4 separate regions of the Homo sapiens genome follow, and regions 1, 2 and 4 are each linked to region 3. The links are chromatin contacts, found by Hi-C or POLR2A ChIA-PET in ENCODE. All regions are on one chromosome and are shown on one strand. Each heading gives the region's core, a stretch centred on a gene start or an enhancer-like site at or near the end of the contact. The rest is flanking DNA. Distances are from core to core; before and after follow the strand shown. Region 1 holds the start of LAPTM4A-DT (LAPTM4A divergent transcript). Region 2 has its middle 79 kb from the start of SDC1. Region 3 holds the start of KLHL29 (kelch like family member 29). Region 4 holds the start of PUM2 (pumilio RNA binding family member 2).

Region 1 (6,389 bases), core at 1,195-3,694, 3.3 Mb after region 3:
TATGCTATTGTTGTGCCAAACTCCTACTAACCTCAATAGAGAAGGTACCAGGTTCAAGAGGCCAAGAAGAGACTGGAGAGCCAGTAAATGAGACATGGGTTTGTATTAGGAGCTTACAGTCCAGTGGTGACAGAGGGGAAAGAGTCCAGTGGCAGCGGGCTGGACAGAAGAACCAGCTATGTATAGAAGTGGTCCAGTGGCAGTGGGGTGGACAACACATCTCCCTTCCTGCTGTCCTCTGGCAGCGGGCTGGACAACATAATTGCACGTCCCAAGGGCAGGAAAACCGCAACTGCCTGTAAACATCATGCAGTTTATACAGCATTTTCACTGAACACCCTCCCACTAACGACCTCCACTTGGCAACCTGCATTTAACCCAAAACTCAGGGCCCTAATCCCCTGTATGGCCCATGTTCCAATGGATGGGCCGGTGGGTGGGGGTGGGGGTTTAAGATGTTTATCATAGACACAGAACAAATCTCCAGGTTGGCCACTCCCAGATTCCCTAGCTCAGAGCACACATTCAGGTGCATCTACCATACAGGGTCATTCTCAGGGTATGCTTACATTATTGCTATCAGATGCGTTTATGTTGCAGGTCTCTAATGATTTACACCTCCCTGGTTCCTTGCCTGGGGTAGTCCCAGTACAGGGAGAACAGCCCTTACGAGCTGATCTGATGCCATGTTAGGTACACCTGATTTTGAATTCATTTTGGCTTTTAGAGAAATCGGATAATTTCCCGATTTTTTTTTTTTCTTTTTTTTTTGAGACAGAGTTTTGCTCTTGTTGCCCAGGCTGGAGTGCAATGGCGAGATCTCGGCTCACCGCAACCTCCACCTCCCAGGTTCAAGTGATTCTCCTGCCTCAGCCTCCCAAGTAGCTGGGATTACAGGCATGTGCCACCACGCCCAGCTAATTTTTTGTATTTTTAGTAGAGACGGAGTTTCTCCGTGTTGGTCAGTCTGGTCTTGAACTCCTGACCTCAGGTGATCCGCCTGCTTCAGCCTCCCAAAGTGCTAGGATTACAGGCGTGAGCCACCGCGCCCGGCTCCCCTGATCTTATCTTTGTATTCTTTTTTATTGTATTGTATTTATTTCTGTCTGCCACATTTCATATCAAGACAGAATAACAGTGCTGCACATTAGGATCACCTAATTTTAAAATTGACATTTTAAAAATGTCAATGCCCAGGTCTCACCCATGACAGTTAAATCAGAAGGTCTGGAATAGTAAGCAGGCATCAGTGGTTAGTAAAGATCCTCAGGTGATGCCAATGTGCAGCAAAGTTTGGAAACTATTGGCACAACAGGTTTTAATCTCAGTTGTGACACTGGCCTTGCAATCTTGGATATGTAATTTAACTTCTCTGTAGAGTTAAATAACGTAAGAGTACCTATCTCAGTTAGTTGTAGGAATGAAATGATTGAAAATAAAGTGATTGGATCTGTGCCTAGAACAAAATAAGGGATACGAAATTGTGGGGCGGGGTTAAGATAATCTACTCCCTACATAAGTAGAGAAATGTCATAATTCATTCTGAGTTAGCCAGCCACACCCCATCCTTTAGCGTGGGCGGGCTTAACTACTGCTTCCCAGATGGTTTGAAAATAAGCTCCATGGACAACTCCTTCAGTGGTGAATAGTCTCTGCTCTCCTAAAATTTGTATTTTATTGGGGAGATAATCAACAAATACATACATAATTTCAGGCAGTGTTCAAAGAAGCCATGCCAAAGAAATAACCTTTACTCTGAATTCAGTGTGGTCTCTGGCTAAGAATATGCCCTGGCAGAAGGGAAGCCCTTTCTATTCTCTGAAAAGAAGTGTGTTTACCAAAGCATTAAATGATAAATACATTTTTTAACGGTGAAGTCACAGGTCTCACAGAAATACAAAATGAACACGTGTAAAAAATTTATTTACTCATTAACCCGGGGACCAGTAAGCTGTTAGAACCAGCTCTAAGCAGAATTTAAAGCACCCATCTATATTGTTGAATCAGGACTGGGGAATGAATTTACAAATCGATGCAAAATGGCTTTTCCCAAGGAAGGGTAAGATAACAATACGAGGGGTCTTACCGAGTTGTGCAGAGCACCACAAAGAAAAGCGGACAGCCCCTCTAGCAACAGAATGCCCGGGACGGTGTGCCAAACTATGGCTGTTTTTTCATTGAAGACATTCAGTAATTTTTTGTCCATTTCAATGTGTTTCATAATTTCTCCCTACAAAAAAAAATCACTCATCTCCAAAAACCCAGCAGCTAAGTAGTTCTTCTACATTATCTTGCTTTCATTTATCCTTAATCCTTTTGCCTTTGGCAGGGTTGGATGGTCTTTCTTCGCCCCCACCAAGGAGGCTTCGGAGGGAAAAGAGGGTGTAAATCCAATCCCTCCACTCCTCCAGGCACCCTCCCATTTCCGCCACAGGGGCGAGGATGGCTCAAGGCTGGGCTTGGCTCTGTCCCTTCCCCGCAGGCCCCGCCCCCAGCCCGCGCAATAATTGAGCTGCGCGCAAAGGTCACGTTATCAGCCTGTGACGCTTCCCATCCAGTACGTGGCACACATTGCTCAGAAAAGCCCCTTGTGCCCGCTTTCTGCCATCCGCGCTGTCTCGTGTCTCCCTTTTTCCATTAAATGCCTCTTTTCTTGCGGGTCTCATCTCGGGAATAGTGCACTACGGGGACATACCTATCCCCAACTATCCTAGGCCCGAGAACCAGCCCTTGCCTTCGCGTAACAGGCGGAGACTCGCTGAGGCGAGTTGCACTTCTAATTGGGCGTGAGGTCTTGTCAATCCCCAAGTTCTTCCAATCAGAAGTCCGGTCCATCCAGCCTTCCGCTCCCCATTGGCCTGTGTGGAGGAAGAGGGGTGGGTAAGCCGAAGTCGCTGCGCTCAGTGCGCAGGCGCGAAGAAGCTGGCAGGGGCACGAGCCGGGGGCGGGTTTGAAGACGCGTCGTTGGGTTTTGGAGGCCGTGAAACAGCCGTTTGAGTTTGGCTGCGGGTGGAGAACGTTTGTCAGGGGCCCGGCCAAGAAGGAGGCCCGCCTGTTACGATGGTGTCCATGAGTTTCAAGCGGAACCGCAGTGACCGGTTCTACAGCACCCGGTGCTGCGGCTGTTGCCATGTCCGCACCGGGACGATCATCCTGGGGACCTGGTACATGGTAAGGCGGGCAGGCGTGGCGCGTATGTCCGGGGGGCCTGGGGAGCGGGGCCTGGTGCGGAGGGGGTGAGACTGGAAACGGGGTGTTGGGTGGGGCGGGGACTTGGAGGGGCGCTGCTTTTTAAGGCGCGCCAACTCTGGATGAAGTCCAAGGACTTTGGGAAAGTAACCTTGTTCAGGAATCGGAGTCGGGGGAGCGGGGGGCGGTGGTAAGCATGGGGAGATTGTTCTTTGGCAAGAATTTGAGGAGAGAAGCGGGCTTGGGAGAGCAGAGGCTTTGCAGGCGAAGGGACGAGGGTGGTAGGATTTGGTGGGAATTCCTCTGTTTTGGTTCTTGTTGTATTTCTACGATCTGAAAGGCAGCATCTCCCTTCCTCCTATCCAGTGCTCCCTGGAATTTTTTCCTCTAATGAAATAATTAGGAGCGGACCTTGGTAAACGCAGTCTAGTTTCGACATTGGTCTTCCCGTTGGGAAAGCGAAAGATCCAGCGGTAACCCGGTTGTCCGCGTTTCTTGGACTTTGTTTTGTTTCATGCCTCTCTTGCATCTCCAGAATCGCTTGGGGGCGATAGCTTTTGCCTGAGTTGACGCCTGACCAGCTTTTGTCCTGGTGCAGCCTCCTCCCTGCGCAGTAGGTGCTTTTCGTAGCCGACCGGCTGTTTTTACAGAGACCTTTATTGAGAGCCCTCTCCATCCTGGCCACCTACCCCGGTATCTCCTGGGTTCCAAGATCTGTGTGATTCTGTCCTAACCAAGTTGACACTGTTGTTGCCTGGTGATTCACTAGTAATAAGTTTGTGATTTTTTCTTTTGTAATTCACCATTTATAGTATCCATGCACATTAAACCTAACTTGTCTATGACTTCCAAATATGGGATTCAGTTTAGGTAGTTTTAGGTTATTATGATTTTGCCGAAGCCGTGACAAACTTCCTACATGGTCGACTTGGCCACTTTAATGACTTCGCGAATGTGGTTGTGTGGGTGACGTTGGTGATACTGTGCAGTTTTTGATACTTAACTGCAAAAGAGGAAGAGAGTTATCCCAGACACAATCTGTTTTCTCTGTACTTGCTGCTTCTCCCCACTCATTGACTTGAAATCATTAGTAAGCATTTGGACAAACGCCAGATGAGAATCATCTTAAATGAGGCAGATACTGTTTCATGGCCCACCCCCGGGGGACTACCTGACTCCACATGACTGCTACCTGCCCTGTTGTTTTTTACCGTCTTGTTTCTGATGTACATTTAAAAAACAACACGAATGTGTAGGTTTGCTTGTGCTGAGTTTATTTTCATGTTTCCTGTACTTTTATATTCGGAAATACCGCCTTATTGACAGAACTATATCACATTTTCCCTCAGAGACTCTTTCGTTCTGTATTTTAACTGATTTGGAATACTAAACATAGAGTTAATGACCATCAGCTGCATTATGTTTCTAACTTCCTTTTATAGCTTCTCCATTTTGCTGAGGGGCTGGGTCTCATTTCTTTTGTTTGTCCTTAGCTCTGTCTTCTATTTCCCTAAATGAATAATTCAAACCTTGAGGATCCTCAAGGCTATTACTCAATTCCGTCTTCCTCACCCCCAGAAGATGACTTTCTTTCCTATTTAACTAAGAGAATCCATCGACCTGGCTCTCTCCTGCAGTCTTAGTCTTCCTGTTTCTTCTCAGATCCTTCCCTCCACTCACAGAACAAAGGATTCCTAACTCCTCAAGAAGAGAATACCACCATTTCTATTTCAACCATCCGAATGTAATTGGCTGTATTTCTTTTCAGTTTTTCTCAGGCAGATTTTTTGATGCTGTGGGCTCAGCTAGAAAATGAATAGAATAGCAGGATAAAGTGGGAACTACAAACAGGAAACTCAAAATGCAGAGAGAAAAACTTCATTACGGGCGCTTATTCTTACAAAATAGGGAGTGAGGAGTTTACATCTGTTCCCTACTTTAAGCCCTTGTTGTGAGAAGGGTTCACATACCTCTGAAGACCATGCTTTAGTTTCACAATTTTAAAAAGATGCCATAGCTGTTCTTACTTTGCATAGACTTCTCAGATTAGTGTAAAACATTTTATTGTAAACTTCTTAAATCGTTTGACCTGTCTTAAATTGATTAAGAGATTTACTGACCACCTGCAGTGTAAAAGGCTTTGGTGGACAAACAAAAGGAATAAATCACAGGGGCCATGTGTCATTTGCCTTGTTTTCCTATTACCTGCTAAGTGCTAGACTCTCAAATGTTTCTTGTCTAACACAGCATCTGCCCTTAAGATATTTATGGTATCACAAACTTGGAGCACAGATATGAAAAACATATGGTACAGTGATGAGGAGGAGGAGAAGGTGATCAGTAATATCAGATTCTAATCAGAATAAGTACTGGAAAAAGGCCATTGGTTTTGTTTATTATAGTTTTGTTGATGACTTTCAAAAGAGTAGCTTGAATACCATAGCAGTGTAAAGACAGTCTCTACCAACTTGGGGAGACATGTAACACTTATGATGCAAGACCACCTAAGCCAAACTGTAGTATAATACTTCGAAGCAAAGAAGGCTTGTCCAAGTAGTGCATTTTATTCTCAGAAGCTGCTTTACTAAGACAGAGAAACAATATGGGGATGAGTGAGTATTAAATGTCACTTCCCTCCCTACCTACCTTGTCAAGGTACTCTCTTGCTTGATTCCTGGTGAGGCAATAATTCAGTCTGCATGGGAGAATATTTATGTTTCTTTTTACATTACGTGGGACAGACTTCTGAGATGATGATTCCCCCTGTGTCATTTGGAACTTGGGGGAGCCCCTCTCCCTCGCTATCAGTGACTGTATCTGATACAGTCTCATTGCTTTCTAGCCACGGCTTCTACTGGTCTAGTGTTAAAGTATCGTAACACCATATACTAAAATATTCATTGTATGGTACAAAATAGTGCTGTGGGACATAGAGAAAGCCAGAACCAGTTATTATATGCACCGGAGGTACCAGCCCTGAAGTGTGAGCCTTTCGTATTTTAGCTAGAAAAGAAGCATACCTGGTTAAGTAACAGGAAATTTCAGAATGAGCTCATGTTTAAATTCTGGCATTCCTGAAATGGTTTTCTCTATCATTTATTGAAGAATTTGAAGCCAGTTGATTTTAAACAAGTTTCTTATGAGGTATAAACTCAAATGTTTATTGAATAATTGAAAATGGACTTAAAAGTGTGCTGTAG
Region 2 (6,409 bases), core at 2,502-5,001, 3.2 Mb after region 3:
TCTTTTACTTGGTTTGCTACTTCCTAACCTTGTGACCGTGTGCAAGTTACATAACCACTCTGAGCCTCAGATTCTTTGGTATAATACGGGGGATAATAATACCTCCACTTTGGGGTGGTTGTGATGACTCATTGAATGAAATGCAAAAATCTGTGTGAAATTGCCCAGCACACTGCCCAGAACTCAGTAGACATGCCTCACAAATGTTATTTCCTTTCACTGACCTCTTGTTTAATTTGAAGTTTTGTTAAGTGAATTTCTGTTAAGCAAGGGATCTCTGTTCTCAAATTACAGTAACTGCTACTTTCCGGGGCAAGAGGTTATATTAGCAAGACTTCCTCTTGTAACAGTTAGGGAATGGACAGCCAGGGGAGATGGGGGAGAGGGTGCTTTGAGCTGTTGGGGTGAGACTCCGTCCTGAAACAAAGAAGCAACAAAGAGAAAACCCGGGCCTTTGTCTTCCTTCTTTTGTGGGGACCAAAATCATATGCGCCTATGTGTGTGAGAGGCCACCACGTGACCAAGCCAGCACTTTAAAGTCGGTGCCTCTGAACACTGGTCTCAAAACAAAATAATTGCATACAGACATTCCTTTTGATCACATTCTAATACCGATTTACAACTCTGCTTCCTTGTAACCCCAAAGAAAGCCCTAATCATGGAGCACATACCAGAGCTTCGAATTTTGAGTGTGTAGGAGTGGGTGTCTGTAAGTATGTATTTGTATAGGGGGCAGTGAGTGGCGGTTTACTAATGTCTAGCTCCCCTGCCCCAGATTAAGCTGTCGATGTGGCTAGTGGGATATTTTCATCTGAATGGCTCAGTTGAGCACTGGAGGCAGAAGACAATTTTTTCTGTGGTTTGCTCCAGGCCAGGCAGTTTTTCCATTCTGTTCTTTTAGTATGATCATGATTACTTCATTACCTACCCCGATGGGGTTTCTTTGGGTCCCAGTCTGTTTTTAATAAGAAGCAGACTAAAAACAAAGTTTTGGTTGTGTTTGAAATCTTCAGCTTTTTTTTTCTGAAATAATAGGTTAAAGAATTTTATTTGTCTTCTGAGGTTCTGAGGTTGGCTCAGAAATCCTCTGACCCAAGCCTTTGGGGAACAGGGAAATGGCACTTAGAATACAACAATCAAATGCAGATTCCTGGGCGCTGCCCCAATCTGCTGTATCTGAAGCTCCAAGGTGAAGCCCAGAAACCAATGTTTTTAGCAGTAATATCAGTTGATTCCTGTGAATAAGAATAAAAGTTTAAGGTTTGAGAACATATGAGTATAGAAAGAAAAATCCATCAATCCATATTTCTTTTTAATTACGATATAATTCAAATGCCATCAAATTCGCCACTTAAGTGCACAATCAGTGGTTTTTAGTATAGTCACAAGGTTGTGCCACCATCACTACTACCCAATTCCAGAACATTTCTATCCTCCCCAAAAGAAAACCTGTGTCTATTAACAGCTAGTCCTGGCCAGGAGCTGTGGCTCACGCCTATAATCCCAACAATTTGGGAGGCTGAGGTGGGCGGATCACTTGAGGTCAGGAGTTTGAGACCAGCCTGACCAACATGGCGAAACCCTGTCTTTACTAAAAATACAAAAAAAAAAAAAAAATTAGCCAGGCATGGTGGCACACACCTGTAATCCCAGCTACTCAGGGGGCTGAGGCAGGAGAATTGCTTGAACCTGGGAGGCGGAGGTTGCAGTGATCCAAGATCAGGCCACTGCACTCCAGCCTGGGCGACAGAGCAAGACTCTGTCTCAAAACAAAACAAAAGTTAATCTTAATTTCCCCCTTCTTCTAGCCCTTGGCAACCACTAATCTACTTTTTGTCTCTATGGATTTGTCTATTCTGTACTTTGCATGTAAATGATAGCATACAGTTTATGTGGTCTTTTGTTCCTGGCTTCTTTCACTTAGAATAATGTTTTTAGGGTTATTCATATTGTAGCATGTATCAGTACTTCATTTCCTTTTCATGGCTGAATAATATTTCATTGTAAGGACACACCACTTTTGTTTATCTATTCGTCAGTTGATTATCAATCAATACTGAGTACCGTTTATATGCAAGACAGTCTGCAGGGCTGTCCAGGGGATGGACATGAGAGAGAAAGGACAGTTCTCCAATAGTACAGGAAATCAAGAAGAGGTGATGGAGAACACAGCGCCTGGCACAAAGCAGAATGAGTGAGTGAATGAATGAATGAAAGCCCGCACACAGGAAAAGAAACTTAACTTGTAGAGGCAGCATGTGCTGGTGCCCCGTGTCGGGGTGGATGACGCTGCCCAAGTTCAGGACCAGCAGTGATAGTCACTCACTCAGGTGTGAGAGGCTTTACTGTAAGTTGGGTCTGGGCCCTGGGGTCTCCAGAGATTAATCAGACATGACCCATGCCATGGAGCTCATAGACTGTGAAGAAGGCAAAACAGGGCGTGGATCATAGATGACATTCAATAGTGGGGGAGGGAGGGGGCAGTAGTGGGTAGAGAGGAAGACCCTTTCTGGCTAAGAGGTCAGGAAAGATGTAGGAGGAGGCAGCATTGGAGCTAGGCTTAGCAGCTTGGGTAGGACTTAAAGAATGAATGAAAGACCACACACAGAGGAAAAGAAAGAGTTAAATGGCGGATAGACAATGGGAGCAAGTTACCAAAAACTAGGGACAGAAATGTGTAAGATGGGCTCAGGGACAGAGTTCCAGGACACCTGTTTTACTGAGGTCAGTTGTTCTCCACCCTGGCTGCACATCAGAGTCATCTGGATGCTTAAAAAAATACCAAAGGCTGGGTCCTGCCCCTAGAGATTCTGTTTTATTTGACCTGTTTTGGGGGTGAGTCTAAGTAGTGATATTTATTAAAAGCTCCCCAGGTGATTCTAATGAGCAACCAGAGTTCAAAACCACTGACTCAGAGGATTCAAGAGAGACAGTTGGCCATTAGCCTGGAGCATGAGGTTGGGAGTGGACTGTACACGGGTGGACCACATCATTTATTCTCCAAACTGGGATACATTTTTGCATGAAGCAGGGTGCTATGAATTATTATGCCAAGACAGCAGATATAAACTAGATCATCCAAAACAAAGTGGGGTGTATGTCCACCCTAACCGTGGAAGAACTTGAATGCAGGCTATGGGATTTGGACTTCACCTTATCACAAATGGGAGCTACTGAAGGTTTGGAGCAGACAACTGACACCTAATAAAATGGGAGGCGGGAAGGCAGAGGAATGTGGGGAGGATTGGGCTGGGGAAATGAGGAGACAGAAAAAGTGTGTGCATGAGAAGTACTCCCCCAAGCCCACTCCAAATAAACCTTCAATTTAAATAAAAATCGTGTGCTTGCTGGGCAGCGGCTGCTTCAAGACAAGTCATTGCCTTCTCCTCCTCCTACGTGAAAACTGAAGTGGGGTGTTTGGGCTTCCCCTAGCACCCGAGACACCTCTCTGGGAGATCCCCTAAGGGCTGTTCGCATGGACAATTTCCTCTGCTCATTTGTGAACTGTGAAAACTCCAGGCAGCCTCTCTGGAGAGGCCCAAGGGAAGGACTCCTCCATGTCCCCTGGTGCCCTTGCCCTGGGACTTGGCTGTCCCAGCTCTACAATGTCCAGGCCACTCCCCCGCACTTCTGCCTTTTGGAGAGACCCTGTGTCCTCTTGCTCCTCCTCCAGCTTCCGGATCACTGGGAGGTGCTGCTGTCGTGGCTTTTTCCCTCCATTTGTCAGGCTCACAGGGCTTGTCAGGTGAGATATACACTTGTCCCACCCAGCCCGAGGCCAGAAAACTGGGTGTGTTTGGCTGTGAGCCCAGTGAGAGTGGGCCATCTCTGAGCGTGGGTGCTTCTCTTCCCAGAGTCTGGCATCCACAGACAGTGTTGGCCAGGCCTGCCCACAGTGTTGACTGGCATTTGGACTGGCACCTTCAATGTCCCCTGACCCCCCAGTGCAGAAAGCACTGGCCTAAGGACTGGAGCAGGGGAAGGGAAGATGCAGACCATCCGTCCTCCCACCCCCCACACCAGGCTGTGCTCCCTATCAGAATCCAGCAAAGCACAGAGGAGTGCCCTAATGCCAAACACAGGTCCACAGGTGGGGTGGGATGGCGGGAAAGGAGAGAAGCTGGAAAGAATGAACAGCTCCCACACTCAACATCCCCTTCCTTTTCCTTTTCTTTCCATCTGGGAAAATATATTTAATTCTCTCAAATGATCTCACAATATCAACACATAAGCACAGACCAAACTACCCACCCCTTGCATTCCCAGCGTCGGTGGTCCAGGAGGGAACTGACTGCAGAGACTGTTCCAGCCCCGCTCCTGCCATGCCCCTGAGTTGACAGGGAGAGGTCTCCCTAACCCAGGCAGCAGAGGACAAAATGTGGCAGTCTCTGGCCTGAATCCAGTAAGCAGTGCTCAATCCAGCCACCCCTAGGCTGCATGGCCTCAGGGCTGGGACTGGGGACGGGAAGTCTCAGTTCCTCCTAGCAAGAGAGGAATGCCCAACGCAAGAAGGAAATGCTTTGTGATAAATGTCCAGTGCTAGAGGCTGGGCTCTTTCAAGAAGTGAGTAATCTCAATGTTGTCATCTGGCGAATGGGTGTATGGCAAGTTTCCTGGTTCGGAACTTTTCTTTCTTTTTAATAAAAGTTGCCATCAGCTCCTTCTTTATCCAGCTGGTTAAGAACAGGTCTTCTTTGTTCAGGAAACTGTCCTTTGAGTGGTCCCTCTTGGCTATTCACATGTTAGGCTAGTGGGGCAAGGGGGAACTGGTTCCTGGGTGGCCTGAGGAGTGCAGGACCCTCTAGTCCCTACATGGAAGAGCAGGGAGATAATTTGCTTGGGGCCAAGGAACATCTGGGAAGAAAGAGATGAAGACAAAGACGTTTGCCGTGTTAAAGTTGGAATTTTCCTGATGAAGTTTGAGATGAAGTGCCCCAGGAATAGAATCCCCACAGCCCCTCAAGGGAATGGCACCAGGAAGAAAGGGGGTCAGAGTTGGTGACCAGGCTCAACCCCAGGGCCTCCATATTCCTGTGGCATGGAGTGTGGCTGAGGACAGAAGCCCTCCTGGGCTCAGCTCTACCAGGGCTGTGCGCTATTTGGGAGCCTGGCTAACCTTGGAAGTATGAGCTTACAAGAGCAGTGGCCTTGGAGCCCAAAGTTGGCACACCTCTGTGGACCACATAAGGGTCAGGACCAGTGAGGCAGGATCTCATCAGACTTTGCAAGACCATTTTCTTTAGAGACACATGGTACTGTGCAAGAAACAATGGAAATCAGGACCTCCTGACTCTCCAGTTTCTCTCTGATTGCCATTTGCAATCAGAATTACCTGTAGGACCAAGTTTGGCCCCAATTTCCTTGGGGGAGTGGGTGAGGAATAAGGGGTAAGAAGGGGTAAAGAGGCATGACTTCCTGTTAATATGGGCGTATGGGAGCTCAAGCAATTATTGAATAAATAAGAGGGATTACATTTGCACCCCAAACTGGGGAACTGTGCTTGCTTAGGAAAAAGCCCAGAAAGTTATACAACAAAAAGTTATTAGTCATTGCCTCCAGCTGGTAAGATATCAAGGGATGCCCTTCTTTTTCCTTTCTATATATCTGTATTTTCTGTTTTCTCCCCATGGTGATTATGAAGTGATTTGAGTTATTAAAAACACTTTACAGTAGCTCAAAAAAACTATTATTATGTAGAGGCCCCAAGAAAAAGCACATTATGTCTGCTTTCATTTATTCCAAGAGGTAGAGAAGAATATATTATGTTTTGGAAAGATTTTTCTTAATCCAAGTGGTTAAAAGAGAAAAGTTAGGTGCCTACTGATATGTGTTCAATTGCCTGGAAAAAAAATCAATTACATGGCAGTTTAACCTGCGGTGATGAGAGAGCCCAAGCCACACATGGACTCATTCAAGGGGCTGGGAAGACAAGATTCGGGTGGGGCAAGTCGTGAACAGGATTTTCAGGTCTCTATGGGGTTGCCCTAGGGTAGAGGGAGCCCAGGGCCTATCATGTGCAGAAGTTACAAGTGACCAAACCAAGCAGGCCATAAAAGGCAGGCATTTCCAGCAGCCTGGCAGGCACGTCCCTGAATGGAATGTCTTAGGAGATGCTGTAATGAAATGACCTCAAACTTCTATCAACAAAGATGTTTTGTCTGCTGGTTATTATGTCATCATCAACATGACGGGAAAGTCTGTGAGGATGAGGAATAAGGAGAGAAATGGTGGGACAACTGAGCCAGCCAAGAGACCCCTAAGAGAGAAGATAAGGAGGGCATGGCCCGTTTGAAAGGGTGGGTGTCCAGTTGGTGTAGACATGAAGAGATAGGGAGGTCTGGCTGGTGTAGAAATGGGAAGGCAGGGGGAGGGGAGGGTCACCTCAGAAACAGGAGCTTCGGGAAAGGGA
Region 3 (6,490 bases), core at 2,887-5,386:
TAGCATGGGATTGCATCATTAGAAAGCTAAGTTGAAAGTGGGTGAGCAAAATCATCACTCGCATTTAAGTAAAACTGCCTGTTCAGTGGACTTACAATGTTACTATGATCCTAGGGGCACTATATGCTGTGACTAAATATATATTGTATTTGGAAAATCCTCTGCTGTTCTGAAAACTTCTGGCTTTGACCACTACTAGAAAAGACCCCAGGACAGACCTGCTCTAATATAGTCTCGAAGTCTCTCCAAGCCAGATACAACCGATGACACAAAGAATGCCTAAGCCATAACAGTACTGGGATTTTAAAAAAAAAAAAAAAAAAAAGAAGAAGAAAGAAAGAAAAAAAGGAAGGAAGCAAAAAGGAGGAAGGAAGGAAAAACTTTAGTTAGTTCTGCTGGACTGAATTGATGTCTCCCAGCCAAAAAGTGAGAAAGCTTTACAGTAAGCCTGCTGAAAGAAAGAAAAAAAAAACCCATGTACACATACATATCAAATGAGATGCCAAAAAATGACATTAGTATTAGGGGTGCCATTTGAGTTGATGAAAAAAAATTAACTCCTTTATATCTGTATGTAGCTGGGAATAGTGTAGGCTTTTAGAAACTAGCAGGAAAAAAGAAGGAGATACTTTAAACTAGGAATGGTTTGTAGCCAAATCAATTGATAAAAGAAGGAAAAAGATGGCACAACTAAAATTGATGCCAAAGATTTATAAGGTTGACTAAATAAAAATGAATGGATCACCATGGAAATGCATGAATACTGAAATAGGCAAGATTTGAATAGACTAATGATGTGCCTCACTTAAACTGACAGGTGTTGATAACAACGGTGACACTCAATCCACACCAACCGCCACACTTCCAACATGTTTATTCCTAGAAAACAGGCTGGATTTAGAGGTTCCTTTGGTAATAGTTTATAAGCAAAATGCATTTTCCGGTCTTAAAGTGACTGACTCAATGCTCATCTACTGGAAAAACAAAAAAAAGGTTTTTATCCATTTTGTTCCTAGATATGAGGAGCTGCAGTTAGCAAAAGTCATTCTCCTGGGCTCTACTAGTCTTTGTTTCAATAAACCTCCCACAAACCTGAATTCTCAGTCTTGCTTGTCTCCCACACTGAGTACTTGAAGTATGACCACCACTCATTAGAAACATAATTAAAAAGACACAACACTAGATCCCCACCCCCCATCACATTCAGATGAAAACCAATAACCCTTAATCTATTTGTTACCATGGCTACCATAGGATATTTTATTTCAGTAAAACTCTAGGTATTTCGTTTGGATTGCTGCTTGCAAATGAAAGTTGGAGACCTATAAATTTCCATAACCGAGAGACCGAGGAGAAGAAAATGTTTTTCTTAATCACAGGCAAATATGGTTTATAAGATGTTTGTGCAGAAAAGTTATTAAAATTGGTTAGATGCATCAGCCCATAAACCAATTTAAATGCCATTAAATTCATATAGAGTTTAAAAGGCACATGTGCTAGTAATTCCCTGATTTATAGCAGGGTGATAAATCAAGTGCACTCCAGCACAATGTATGGGACGGAGACTATTCATCAGTAGCACACAGCTCCATACCTGTATAAACACCTAGATTATGGACTAATCAAATACACGCATGCCAACCAGCCTTTAAAGTATTCACTAGTGCTTACTGGACATGTTTTCTCTAAGTGTCGGAAAGAACAATCTATAAAATTGTTCATTCTCCTCCCTCACAAAAAAATTAAAAAGCTCTATACCTTCTTTCCATAATAATAATAATAATAATAATAATAATAATAATAATAATAAATCAGGAATGAGGTGGGACAAGTCTGCTGTCATTCATCTGAAAATGAAGCAATTCCTCAAATCTGCCCTCCCAGGGCTGAGTTAGTGATAAGACCACACGGCGAGGAAGAAACTCTGTAGTGACTAGACAGATGACTTTAAAGAGACTGAAACTAGTATAAATACAGCCGTAACCAGGACAGATCTGTCATTGCAAGAGGAGTCCGAATCCCAGCGTTGCTGGACTGGAGAGAGGCTGGAACCTGCAGCAGCGGGCCGGGATGCCGCTGAGCTGCCGAAGTGGAAGTTTCGCAGGCAGCAGCAGCTCGGCGTCCTCCACGGTCTGGTCCCTCCAGCGCCGAGGTCTCGCCTAATGCTACATAAATACCTGCGTCCACGATTCGCCCGGGGCGCGCCGCGGCGCAAGCACGGGAGGGAGGGAGGAGAACGTTTGCAGAGCGGCGGGGATGGCAGCGGCGGCGGCGGCAGCTCCTTACCCATCAGCATCTCTGGGGGCCCGCGCGAGGGCCCGCCAACGGACCGCGTCTGCCGCTTGGTTCCACAGCCCAGGGACGACAACTGGCTTCTCAGCGGGTGGACCCAGGCATCCGAGACTCGCGCGTGGCCGCCACCCCCTCCTCCGAGACGGCTGGCCGCAGGCAGGCAGCGCGTCCCCGCCTTCCCCAGGCAACGCAGAGGCGACCTGCCCTAAGAGCCACCTCCGACCTACCCCGGCTCCCAGCCCCGCGCTCCGGCCCCAGGCGAGCACGTCCCTCCCTTGGGGCCCGGGGCCGACGCTGCCCAGCGCGGGCACCCGCGCGGCGACCGCAGATAACCCTAGCGCTCTCAGCCCGCTCCAGGCCACGGAGACCGGGACGCGAGCCCTGGGCTCCCCCGGCCCCCCGAGGCCATCGGGGCGCGCGTTCACACTCCCACACTACACATCTCCAGGTCCACCCTGTCCCACACATCAACAACCCCTCCCCAACGACACCACCTCCTGGCCGCTTCGCCGTCCCCGTGAGCTCTCCTTTCCGCGTCCCCCCACAACACGCTGGCACCCACAAGGTGTCAAGGGAAGTGTGCGTGTGTGTGTCGGGGTGGGGTGGGTCACAATAAGGTCTGTGCGGGTTCCCTCCCGACGGTTTTCGAGCTCATCTACCTCGAAAGTTACTTGGGATTGAGTAAAGAGACCCAGTCCCCAAATGCGAGATCAGAGGACGCGAGGGGCAGAAAACCCCAACCTGGCTTCTCGCTGCACAGAGGCGCGCACCTCCCCAAAGGACAGTGCGCGCGGCCGCCCCTGGGGGCCAGCCCTCCGTCGCCTCCAGGTCTCCTGCCCGGCCGGGGCCCTGGGCCGCTCAGGGGAACGTGGCCTGGAGAGGGGCGCGCGCCGCCGGGCCCAGCAGGGGGGCTGCTCCGGCCAGGGGTCACACAAGCCTCCAGCACCTCCGAACACCGTGACAGTGGCCCCAGGCAGCCCCGGTGCATACACACCCGGGGGCAGGAAGTTTTTTCCCCCCCTTTTTTTCCCCCTGGAGCAGCGCAGGCGCAAGGGCTCCTGCAGCCTGCGAGTCCAGACGCGGGAGGCTCCTGTCGCCGCCGCCGCCGCCGAAGCCGAGCCCAGGGTTCCGGGTTCCGGCCCCGCTCCCACGCCCGGCCCGGCCCGGCCCCACGCGGCGGCCAGGACCTGGGTCTCCCTCCGGCGCCGCATCCGAGGCGCTCCAGCCCGGCCCGGCTCTTACCTCCGGCGCGCGGCTCCGGCCCCGGCCCGACGCGCAGAGAGCCCGGGGTCGCGGGTGGGCGCAGGAGGGCTGATGGAGAGCGGACAGCGCCGGCGGGTAGCGGTGGCTGGGGCCGCTCGGGTCCTGGCCGGAGGAAACGGATCCAGGTCCTCCTCCTCGCGTTCCTGCTCTCCGCCTTCTCCCCTCGTTCCTCCTCCTCCTCCGCCGCCGCCGCCTCCCGGCAGCCCAGGGAGGATGCCCGGGAGAGGGAAGTCGGTCCTCCTGCCTGTCAGCCTGTGCGGCTATGAGCGGTGCGGCGCGGCTCTCATCGAGGCGGCGGCGGCGGCGGCGGCTCCGGCAGCATCGCCCCCGCCCTCTCCCCGCAGCCGCGGCGGCCGCGGGGCTGGGGCTGGCTCCGGGCTCGCGGCTCGGGCTCCGGGCGGGGGCTGCGCTCAAGCGCGGCGACCGCCGGGGCTGCGGACGGGCGCTGCGGAGCCGGGGCCGGGGCTGGAGCTGCGGCGAGATCCGCGGTGGCGGGGACGGCGGCGGCGGCGCGGGGGCTGGCGCGGCCGCGGCGCGGGGACCATGCTCCCTTCTGGCTCGCTCCGCTCCGGGTACCGTCTGCTTTAGCTGCGAGGGAGGCGGGCTTCGGCGCGCAGCCAGGGGCGGGCGGAGCCAATCACGGGCGCCCGAGTGGGCGGGGGTGGCGGGTGGGGGAGGCGGGGCCCTCTGGCCCGGCCCGGCCAGGCCGGGCCCCGTGCGCAGTTTCCCCGGCCCGAGGGATTCCCGGCTGCCGCGCGCCGGGTCCGAGGTTGGAGTGCTCGCGGGTGTGTCCGTCGGTCCGTCCGTCCGCCGCCCCCGCCCCCCGCGGTGGCCCCCGGCTCGCCTGGCTCCGCGGCCGCGCCCGGCAGACGCACGGCGCGTGGCACGGGCTGCTCCGCCGTGGCCTCCTGGCCTTGCTGGCCCAGGGTTGGGGGCCCGGGACTGAGGCGAGCTCCCCGTCTGCTCTCAACACCTGAGGAAACTGGCGGAAAAGTTTGAGAAGGAAAAAGTCCAATCGTCTTTCAGCTTCCGCCCTCTTTATGACACTCCAGCCTTGGAAAGGAGCAGGAATTGTCCACACCTCTGAAGGACCAGGGAGAGCCCTGCAAAGTGTCCACCAGCCTTCTGAGTCAGCCCTGCCTCTCCTGGGGCGCGCGACTTTTCTGTTCATACTGACCCTTAGGAATCCAGGAAGCCTTCTCTGTTTAACAGCCTGACCAGCCTTTGATGTCTATACCGACTACTCACCCCCACCACAGCTCGCTCTCTCTCACACTGTCTACACTGACTTCTCAGTCCCACCACCTCTCGGTCTACACATGCTGTCTACACAGACCCTAACTTCTAACCCTAATAGAAGAGATTTGGCCAGAGGCGTGTGGGACCCCCAATGAGGGCTTTTCCATTATGCTAGAATATTTCACTCTGGGCACAGTCTTCTCCACCCCGACCGCTCTCCTAATCTGGTTTTTATTCCCCGACCTCTCCCTCCTCCCCTACATCCCCTTTACCTGGTTTTGAGTTTCAGAGGAAATATCTGTACCTGCCCTCCTCCTCCACCCCTGTCTGAATGTAAAGGCCTGAGGGCCCAATCCTCATCCTCCACCCTCCCTCCGCTCCCCCGGGTAAAGGCCTGAGGCCTGAGGCCTTGCTAGAAATTGGAGTTGGGGTGCTGTAGGTAGTGTGGGGAGCTGGCTGTGGGGGCCCAGCTGGGAGGAGCTGGCCTGGGGAGGGCTTTGCCAGTCCTTGCCTCCATCTACCAGGGCCAAGGAGGACTGAGCCGGTAAATATTTTCTTCTCAGCTCCCCCCCTGTGATGTCTGATCCAGGCCTCTGCTCTCCTTGGCTGTAAACTCAGCGCACGGATTGTGTCTTCTTTAATATTTTGTAGGAAGCAGAGTACAGTGTCGTGGCTGATAAATAATAAATAATAATAATCTACTGAGGGTAGCAGGAGCACTGTCAGAAATGGAATGAGGACGCCGGGGAAATGGCCCACTAGTGTCAGAATAACTGCATTTCCTGGAAAAAACATCCAACAGAGTTTGTGTGTGTGAAGCCCGGGACTCAAGGGAGGGGACAGAGCGGAGCACTTCAGGGAGGAAGCCACCCTTCATGAGGACGACAGCCAGGAAAACTGGCGTGACCTTAAGAGAGGGTGACAGAGGTGCCGAAAAGGGGAGCAGGAGTGGGGGGGAGGGGGAGAAAAGCTCCCCAAGGGTCCTCAGACAACACCTGAAGGTGATCGATAGCTTTGGTTTGAGTACTATGTCCTTCAAATGGTATATGAAAAGTGATAGAAGAGTACTAGATAGCAAAATGGAAAAAAGAGGGATTTCTTGGGATTTCAAATTGATACACAGGTCAACCCAATGCAAAAAGAAGGAGAACAAAGCCACAGGCGTGTGTCTGTTCATCCACGCTGTAGGAAGCTGTCCTCTGAGATAATCTCCATGGATGCACTGACTGTGAACATGCAGAAGTCCACCCAGCCGTATTCTGGAGTAGCGCCCTATGTGACAGCTGTAGGCACTACAGAAATGTGGCCAAGGTTTGCAGGGTCTGGGATAGGTTAAGATCTGGCAATGTGAGGCACTCACAGTGTCTTACAGATGATTTTGAATGATCCTCAGTTGAAAGAAGAAAATAGGAACTCCAAGAATCCTTATTCAGCTACCTCTCCAGATGAAGGAGAAAGGATGCTCCCAATTTCCCTGCTGGCAGCATCAGAAAAGAGAGCTGTGCTGAGGTCTTATCCAGAGGAGGACCTACTCGGGCCATGGTGGTGCGAAGGGCGCTGGTTCTGGGGCACCGCAAACTCTTCAGGGCTGAAGTTTGGTAACAGCTCACCAGGGGAGCCAGCTTGTCAGGGAGAATGAGAAAAGCTGTGTGAATTAGACTCCCAGTGGGCTTGTCTACCCTGTCCTCACCCATCC
Region 4 (7,175 bases), core at 3,984-6,483, 3.0 Mb after region 3:
AAGCAAATCAAAATGAACAGGTCAGAAATAGAGCAGTGAACAATGAATATACTTAAATACTGAAATTAAGACAAATCAACAGGGAAATCATGGATAAAATAGAATGTAAATATCATAAAACCTGACGAAGTATTTTTTGACAAAGTATTAATATAATAAAAAATTATAAGCAAAAAATTAGGAAGGACAGGGAAGAGGTGGTAGAAAGTCAGACTGTTTTTTTATTTTTGAGACAGAGTCTCTCTCTGTTGCCCAGGCTGGAGTGCAGTGGCACGATCTTGGCTCACCACAACCTCCACCTCCTGGGTTCAAGTGATTCTCCTGCCTCAGCCTCCCAAGTAGCTGGGACCACAGGCGCACACCACCATGCCCAGCCAATTTTTGTATTTTTAGTAGAGATGGGGTTTCAGTATGTTGGCCAGGCTGGTCTCAAACTCCTGACCTCGTGATCCACCCGCCTTGGCCTCCCAAAGTGCTGGGATTACAGGCGTGAGCCACCGCGCTCAGCAAAAGTCAGACTGTTAATCTATCTTCAATGGAAAGGAATTCAGCACTGATCAATACTGAAACATACAGTTTGAAAAATTACAATGTCCTATTAATGATATTTATAATTTTAACCTTTGAGGTTGAGCACAGTGGCTTATGCCTGTAGTCTCAGCTACTACAGAGGCTGAGGTGGAAGGATCATGTGAATCATTCCAGTTCAAGGCCGCAGCTATGCAGTTCAGCCACTGCATTCCAGCCTCAGCAAGACGCCCACTTTTAAATAAATAAATAAATAAATAAATAAATAAATAAATAAATAAATTTTTAGCCTTTGAGAAATGTTTTATGAATCATTTTCTCTTGAGATGAAGTAACAGTTATCTGATCAGTTCCTTCTGTTTTTCTCTTTTGTCAAATTCAAATGAAAACAAATTCAATACTGTATTTAAAAAAATACTTTGTTTTAAAAATAATATGTGGAGAAAGAACCTATTATTGTTAATGTTACTCTAGCTGCATATTTCTCTGTTCATCCTTAAATCTGTATTTATGCCTATAATAATGGTGTTCACCAAATGTGAATAGTTTTCTGTGATACTAAAATTGGGATGATTTAAACCGTTTTGCATTTCTGAAAAATTTTATAAAGGGCTTGTATTTTTAATTTTTTTGTACAGACGGGGGTCTCACTATGTTTCCCAGGCTGGTTTTGAACTCCTGCCCTCAAGTGATCCTCCCATCTTGGCCTCCCAAAGTGCTGGGATTACAGGTGTGGACCTCTGTGCCCAACCAAGCTTATATTATTTTTATCAAATTGACAAGCTTACAAAAAGAGTTTACTAGGAGTTTCACAAACAGTCTCAGTGGAAAAGAGCATTTGCATAAGGAATATTAAAATGCTCAAAGATTTATGCTCTAAGATGTGATCTGTCTAAATTGGTGGTTCTCAGTCATGGCTATACATTAAAACTACTGAGGAGTTGTGTTTTTTTTTGTTGTTGTTGTTGTTGTTGTTGTTTGTTTGTTTTTGAGATGGAGTTTTGCTCTTGTCGCCCAGGCTGGAGTGCAATGACGCGATCTTGGCTCACTGCAACCTCCACCTCCCGGGTTCAAGTGATTCTCCTGCCTCAGCCTCCCTAGTAGCTGGGATTACAGGTGCCCACCACTACACCCGGCTAATTTTTGTATTTTTAGTAGAGATGGGGTTTCACCATGTTGGCCAGGCTGGTCTCGAACCCCTGACCTTAGGTGACCCGCCCACCTCAGCCTCCCAAAGTGCTGGGATTACAGGCGTGAGCCACCATGCCCGGCTGTAAGGAGCTTTTAAAAAGTACCCATGTCCACGCTTCAGCTAAGACCCATTAAATCCAAATCTCTGGTGGTAGGGCTTGGGAATTAATATATTTTAAATGTTCCCCAGGTGATTCTGATGTGCAACTCTGGTTGAGAACCACTGGACTCAACAGGCCAACGAGACACATTCCCAAACGCAATGCTTGTTGCTGGAAATTCAAGACACTCCATTCTGTGCCTCCTCCAGTCCATACGGGCATACACACCAGGACCAGTTGTTAAGGTAGAAGGGGAGAGAGAACACTGGATAGGCTACTGGCAGTCTGATTTCCCTTGTGGTCATAAGATGCCTGTCAGCGGGAACTGTGGCAACATGTTTTCTTGTTTACACTCAGGGGAGAGAGACTGGACTGGCTTTTCTTCCTCCAGAAGCTCTGAGTTAGCACCTCTTTGTGTCTCACTGGCTCAAAATGGATAAGGCACGCCCATTACAGAACCAGTTTCTAGCAAGCGGAGTGGAATTATTGTGATTGGCTTACTAATGTTTCTCAAACTTTATTGTGCATAGGAATTGCCCGGGAATCTTGTTAAAATGCAGATTCTGATTAAGCTGATCTGGCATGGGGCCAAGATTCTGCATTTCTAACAAGCTCCCAGGTGACGAGAATGGCTGTTGGGGTGTCAATTACAATGTCCACCTCAACTACCAAGCACACGAGATATTTACATTAGCTTGAGGAGTATATTCTTTCCTTGTAGGTAAATCTAAAGAGAAGCCAATTATAATCAGAAGTGCTTAATGAGCATGGCAGATTGCAAAGCATATGTGAAGGCACAGAAGCAAGAAACTGCTCACTGTGCATAGGGAATCATGAGCTCCAGAGGAGATAGGGACATAGGCAGATCACTAAAGGGTGGGGCTTTAATCTGCGTCTTGCAGAGCACCAAACCTGTAAGAGATTCTCCACGAAGAAACGTCTTCTAGGGTCAAATTTGGTTGGGACACATTGCATATTATGTCCCTCACTTGGATATTTACAATGCATATTTTGATTTTAAAGGCACTAATAAGTCTGGCAGAAAATAAACCTTTTGTCACATAGAGATAATACCTCATAGGTAATTTGTGGAGCTCAGTTCAAAATGAAAATGAGGGGCCCTTTTGTCAAAAACCACTAAGACTTTCTAGATGGTGACATCAGAGCATTAAACCAATCGTAGAATCTTTTTAGGCACCCCCCAGGCCTTGTTCAACTGCACAGGTCACGTGCCTGTGCTGAAGCTGGCCTTGTTCATGGGGATATCTGGAACATTAAATGAGACAATGTATGGAAAGTGCTTTGGTGCTTGCATGTTGTTAGTACCAAACAAATAACTATAGCTTACACGTGGCTTTTAGTAGGACTCTTGGTTGTAACAGAAATTCACTTTATCTAGCTTAAGCAAAGAAGCAGAATTTACCATAAGGATCCAGGAATGCGGCTCAGACTCCAAGGGTAGAGGCAGCCAGCCAGGCACAGAAACATGTGAAAGAGAGACATTGTCAGCACTCTCCTTTTCTCTCTCAACTCCACTCTTTCTCTACAGGTTCCCTGTCTTACAGGATGGAACCAGTCTGCCCAAGGGATCCCAGGTCCAAGAGACTTTCGAGGTTGGGGTCTCTTAGTCCCAATTCCATATTCTAAGGGAGGGCCTGTGATGGATTTATCTAGTTTCACCCACACTAAGCAACTGTATATAAAGACTCTTCTGCTATTATCAGCTCAACGGAGGGGAAAGGAGAAGGAAGGCAAAATGTGTACACCCCAGCATCTCCCATTCTTACTTGATCGTGAGACATTTCTTAAAGGAACATCTATTAACACTGAACACAGCACACTAGGGAAATGCTGTCGTGGGTGATGGGGAGCAATGAGATGGTTGAAGCAGAGGCCTGAGCGCCAGGAATTGGATTTGCATTTTAGATAGCAGTGAGCAGAACTGATTGGAGGGAGTGAGACTGGAGACAGGAAAGCTGATTAAGAGCCAGCTACAGAAATCCAGACCTGGGAAGCAAGGCTAGCATTAGTGAGGAGGCAGAGGAAGACTGTCTCCAGAATTACTTGGGAAGTAAAAATCTGCGAGGCTTGGTAAGTTATTTATATTTGGAGTCGGGGTAAGAGGAAGAGACAAGGATGGTTCTCAGAGGTGTAATTTGGGGAATGAATAGGTGGTGACACTGCCAATTACAGAGACAGTACAAGAGTGGGGGGTAGGGGATGGGTGTGACTTCAGTTTTTAACATGCTTGGTGACAAGAAAATTCAAGTGAAAATATCTAGAAGCCTGAAATATGAGCCTAAGGTAGGGGCTTGGGATGGATTTCAATGTCAGACATTTTTCAGTAATAGTTAAAAACCGAAGAGCCCATGTGTATTCAACAGGCACTTGCGGGCACAGTGTGAAACAAAACACAAGGTCCTTGCCCTCGTGGAGCTCACAGTCGCCTAGGGAAGACATATATTAAGCAAACTATACGGGAGGCCCTGAATATTTACGAAGTGCAGCATGTCAGGAGAGCCAGGAGCTGTGCAAACAAACCATCAAGAACAAATCGGACACGGTGCCTGTTACAGCTGTGTGACCTGGAGCCGGTTAGGTTAGAATCCTGGAATCACCACTGCTTTGCATGGGGGTCCAGGACAGCAAGGCAGATTTGGAGTTTCCAACTAGCCTGTAAACGGGGAAGGAGAGAGCGCTTAGTACGCGAGAAAAAGAAACAGCCAACGAGTGAGAATCACTGGCCCAGCTGGAGAACGACCTGAGTTTCCTTTGTGTGCACCGGGACCAAGCACTGGGGGCCGACAATTTGCTGAGAGCTGGCTCCACCTGCCTGGGGTGCAACCACGAGAAGAGTGACAGCCCTCTCGCAGGGTACAATCTTCCACCCCCAGATGCATCTCCCTCGTCTGGTTGTGGGGAGGTACAGAGTGAAAGTTAAAGGCCTGAATTAACGTCCGGCTCTTGTGGGCGCCAGCACTCTGGAAGCGAAATGCCAGGAGTACCCCACGGTGGGCGGCGCGGGCGCAGACACCCGCACACCCAGTTGGGGGAAAACAGTGAGCAACCGGGTAGGAAGCCGAGGGTAAGAAGATTCAGAAGGCGAGGCCCCACGCGGGAAGACAGTCGAACACAGCGTTTGGCAACAGTACGCCTGCGCTCTCCGAGCCCGCCGCGGCGGAGCCCAGGAGGGAAGCGCGAGCCCGCAAGGTGAGGGCGGGGGAGGGCACGCCGGAGAGGCGGCCAAACACGTGAGAGCGCGGAGAACGTGCGCACGCGCAGGGCGCCCCCGGCCCGCGCGGCGGCAGCGCGGGAGCAGGGACGCAAGGCATTAAAAGGAGCCGCGCCTTGGTGAGCGCTCCCCCTCCCCTTTCTCCCGGGGTGCACTGCGCGCGCCCGGTGGGCGGGGGGGAGGGGAGGGCAGGCGGCGGTGGCAGCCATGTTGTTGTGAGTCTCTGTGTCTCACCCTCGGTACTTCGGTGGTTCGGAGGAGGAGGGGGAGGAGAAGGAGGAGGTGGGGTGGGGGGGGAGGGTGGTAGGTGGAGAAAGAAGACATTGCCGCCACCGAAGGCGGAGGAGGGGGAGGACCGCCAAGAGCGACGCCGCCGTGTGCCCAACGGTCGGTGTCCCCGGCTGAGGCAGCGCGGCCGCAGCAGCCCTGTAAGTCAGTCCGCGTTCGCTCTTTCTCCGGTCCTTTGGCGCCGTCGAGGATGGCTCCCCAGGCTTTGTGCGGCGGCCTCGGCGGGAGCCGATCGCCAGCGGGAGGGCGGATAGGGCCTGCTGAGTGCCCGGGCCGGTGCGGCCTGGGGCCCGCTCGCACAATGCAGGGGGAGGGGTGCCGGAAGGGGGTGTGCGCGTGCGGGGGAGGGGGCGCCGCGCCGGCCGCTTTCCCGCTTCCTTCCCTCTGCGGGGCCGCCGCCTCGGGGGCGTGGGGCGCCGACCCGGTTCTCCCTCCGATTCGGCGCGCTGGAGGTTAGAGACCGAGCTGTCGGCCCTAGGGTTCGGAAAGAGGGGAGAGGCCGGGTGGCCCCAGAGAAGCATGCGGATTGCAAGTGGGTGAAGAGGAAGGAGTGGGTTTATGAAAACAAGTGTGGGCATTTTCAAAGGCCCGAGTGTGTCCGGGAAAAGCTTGCCGTGGACAGATGTGGGTATGAAGCAGTGACTTGGATTCGCCTTGTTTAGGTTATAGGAACGGATTTCGATATTCAGAAAAATATGTAAATTAAAACCAAAGACAAGATTAGCGGCTTCTACTATTTGAGCAGTAGTTTTGTATCTGAATTGGGTCAGGTTTTGGGGAAAATGTTTAAAGTTTCATGCCCAAACACGTGTAAAAGTTAGTGTTGTTTCTGAAAACACAGCCAGAGAAAACCTACTTAACTTAGCTTTTTATTCTAACATACGTAAACTTTTGAAGAGAGGAATGTATTGCCAGCATATTAGGTGCAATAAGACATCATGTTAGGACTTAGTACTTTGAGATTTTTACTTGTTGAGAAAACGGGGCAGATGTTTTGGTGAAGGAAAACATGAGAAAAATGCTTGTAAACGGTGAAGAGAAATGTAATACCTGTAAAGGTACTGTATGTCAAGAAAACAATTTTAATAAAGGGAGTTACCGAAGGATTTTAAAAGCTTGTTTAATGGTTAGATTTCGTGTTTAACAGGTGACTCTTCACCATGTGACCTGGAGTATTGGAAGATGACTTAAGGAATCCTGTAAATAAAAAAAAAAAAACAAAAATGAGTATTTTCAACTTGTTTCTCTTCCTAGCCTCCTTTTAAACAATGATTTACTTCATTTGCTCAATCATTATGAATAAAAATGATGGCATTTTCCGTGCTGCAAGAATTTCTTTAAAATTCCGATTTTTGGTGAAATTGCATTGTGTAGAATTTTCTTGGTGTGCATGAGGGCAGTTTTTGTATGCAGAAAAGGTTTACGATAATCTTAAAAATAAAATTTTATTTCAGAAACCTGGTTCTTGAGGATTTAAGTCCAGTTTTTAAATTTTGTTTACAGGTCTAGCTATTTTGAGTTATAATTGCCAGTAACTTACGCATTTTCCAGCAATTTAAGCTGTGTTTAACACATGCTTTCCTTAATTTGAGTCCAAAGTTCTCTTAGGTGTTTCAGCATTTAGCAAGATTTCAACTTTTTAAAAGAGCCTAAATTAATTACTGACATTTACTTTGCTCTTACAAAGCTGTCACTTTAGAATAAATTCTCAGGCATTACAAATACTGTATATAAATTACCAAATAATACTTGGATTTTGTTTCTCTCAAGCATTCCATACTTGTTTATGAATCTTTTTTTCTTGTTTGAGACAGGGTCTGGTTCTGTCGCCCAGA

What was found. Hi-C counts contacts between places; a loop is a spot of excess contacts on that map. ChIA-PET counts read pairs that join two places held with the same protein, here RNA polymerase II (POLR2A). Pooled maps may share reads with other maps.
Region 1: a map with no recorded cell type shows a loop between it and region 3 (11-fold over the local background). The contact joins the promoter of LAPTM4A-DT here to the promoter of KLHL29 in region 3. A Hi-C loop is called at or near these places in 3 of 37 single-sample maps with no recorded cell type and 8 of 50 pooled maps.
Region 2: a loop to region 3 is called in a pooled map, with 3 times the contacts of the local background. The contact joins the enhancer-like site here to the promoter of KLHL29 in region 3. A Hi-C loop is called at or near these places in 2 of 37 single-sample maps with no recorded cell type and 2 of 50 pooled maps.
Region 4: a pooled map shows a loop between it and region 3 (15-fold over the local background). The contact joins the promoter of PUM2 here to the promoter of KLHL29 in region 3. A Hi-C loop is called at or near these places in 5 of 37 single-sample maps with no recorded cell type and 9 of 50 pooled maps. POLR2A ChIA-PET finds 5 or more read pairs at or near these places in 1 of 52 experiments (activated CD4-positive, alpha-beta T cell).

What each region holds. Positions count from the first base shown.
Region 1 is chr2:20,048,192-20,054,580 of GRCh38, reverse strand. It overlaps LAPTM4A-DT (LAPTM4A divergent transcript), which reads right to left and starts at 2,444. Exons shown (of 5, transcript NR_187142.1): 1 at 2,087-2,444. It overlaps LAPTM4A (lysosomal protein transmembrane 4 alpha), which reads left to right and starts at 2,953. Exons shown (of 7, transcript NM_014713.5): 1 at 2,953-3,171. The coding sequence starts at 3,061. RefSeq lists enhancers at 2,943-3,142, 3,678-3,817.
Region 2 is chr2:20,143,120-20,149,528 of GRCh38, reverse strand. No RefSeq gene overlaps it. Among named protein-coding and RNA genes, the nearest start is that of SDC1, 79 kb to the left of the region's middle. RefSeq lists enhancers at 3,465-3,544, 3,755-3,914. Within about 2 kb of position 3,751, at least 6 of the 41 ENCODE cell types and tissues checked have a DNase peak (open chromatin) inside an H3K27ac peak, as active enhancers do.
Region 3 is chr2:23,382,825-23,389,314 of GRCh38, reverse strand. It overlaps KLHL29 (kelch like family member 29), which reads right to left and starts at 4,136. Exons shown (of 14, transcript NM_052920.2): 1 at 3,535-4,136. LINC02923 (long intergenic non-protein coding RNA 2923) reads left to right here and starts at 1,997. Exons shown (of 6, transcript NR_187213.1): 1 at 1,997-6,490. RefSeq lists silencers at 2,250-2,299, 2,470-2,639, 2,660-2,779, 3,020-3,879, 4,050-4,399 and 1 more and an enhancer at 5,903-6,197.
Region 4 is chr2:20,348,902-20,356,076 of GRCh38, reverse strand. PUM2 (pumilio RNA binding family member 2) reads left to right here and starts at 5,233. Exons shown (of 21, transcript NM_015317.5): 1 at 5,233-5,480. RefSeq lists enhancers at 3,874-4,503, 4,711-4,800, 4,504-5,135, 5,136-5,765 and a silencer at 4,961-5,850.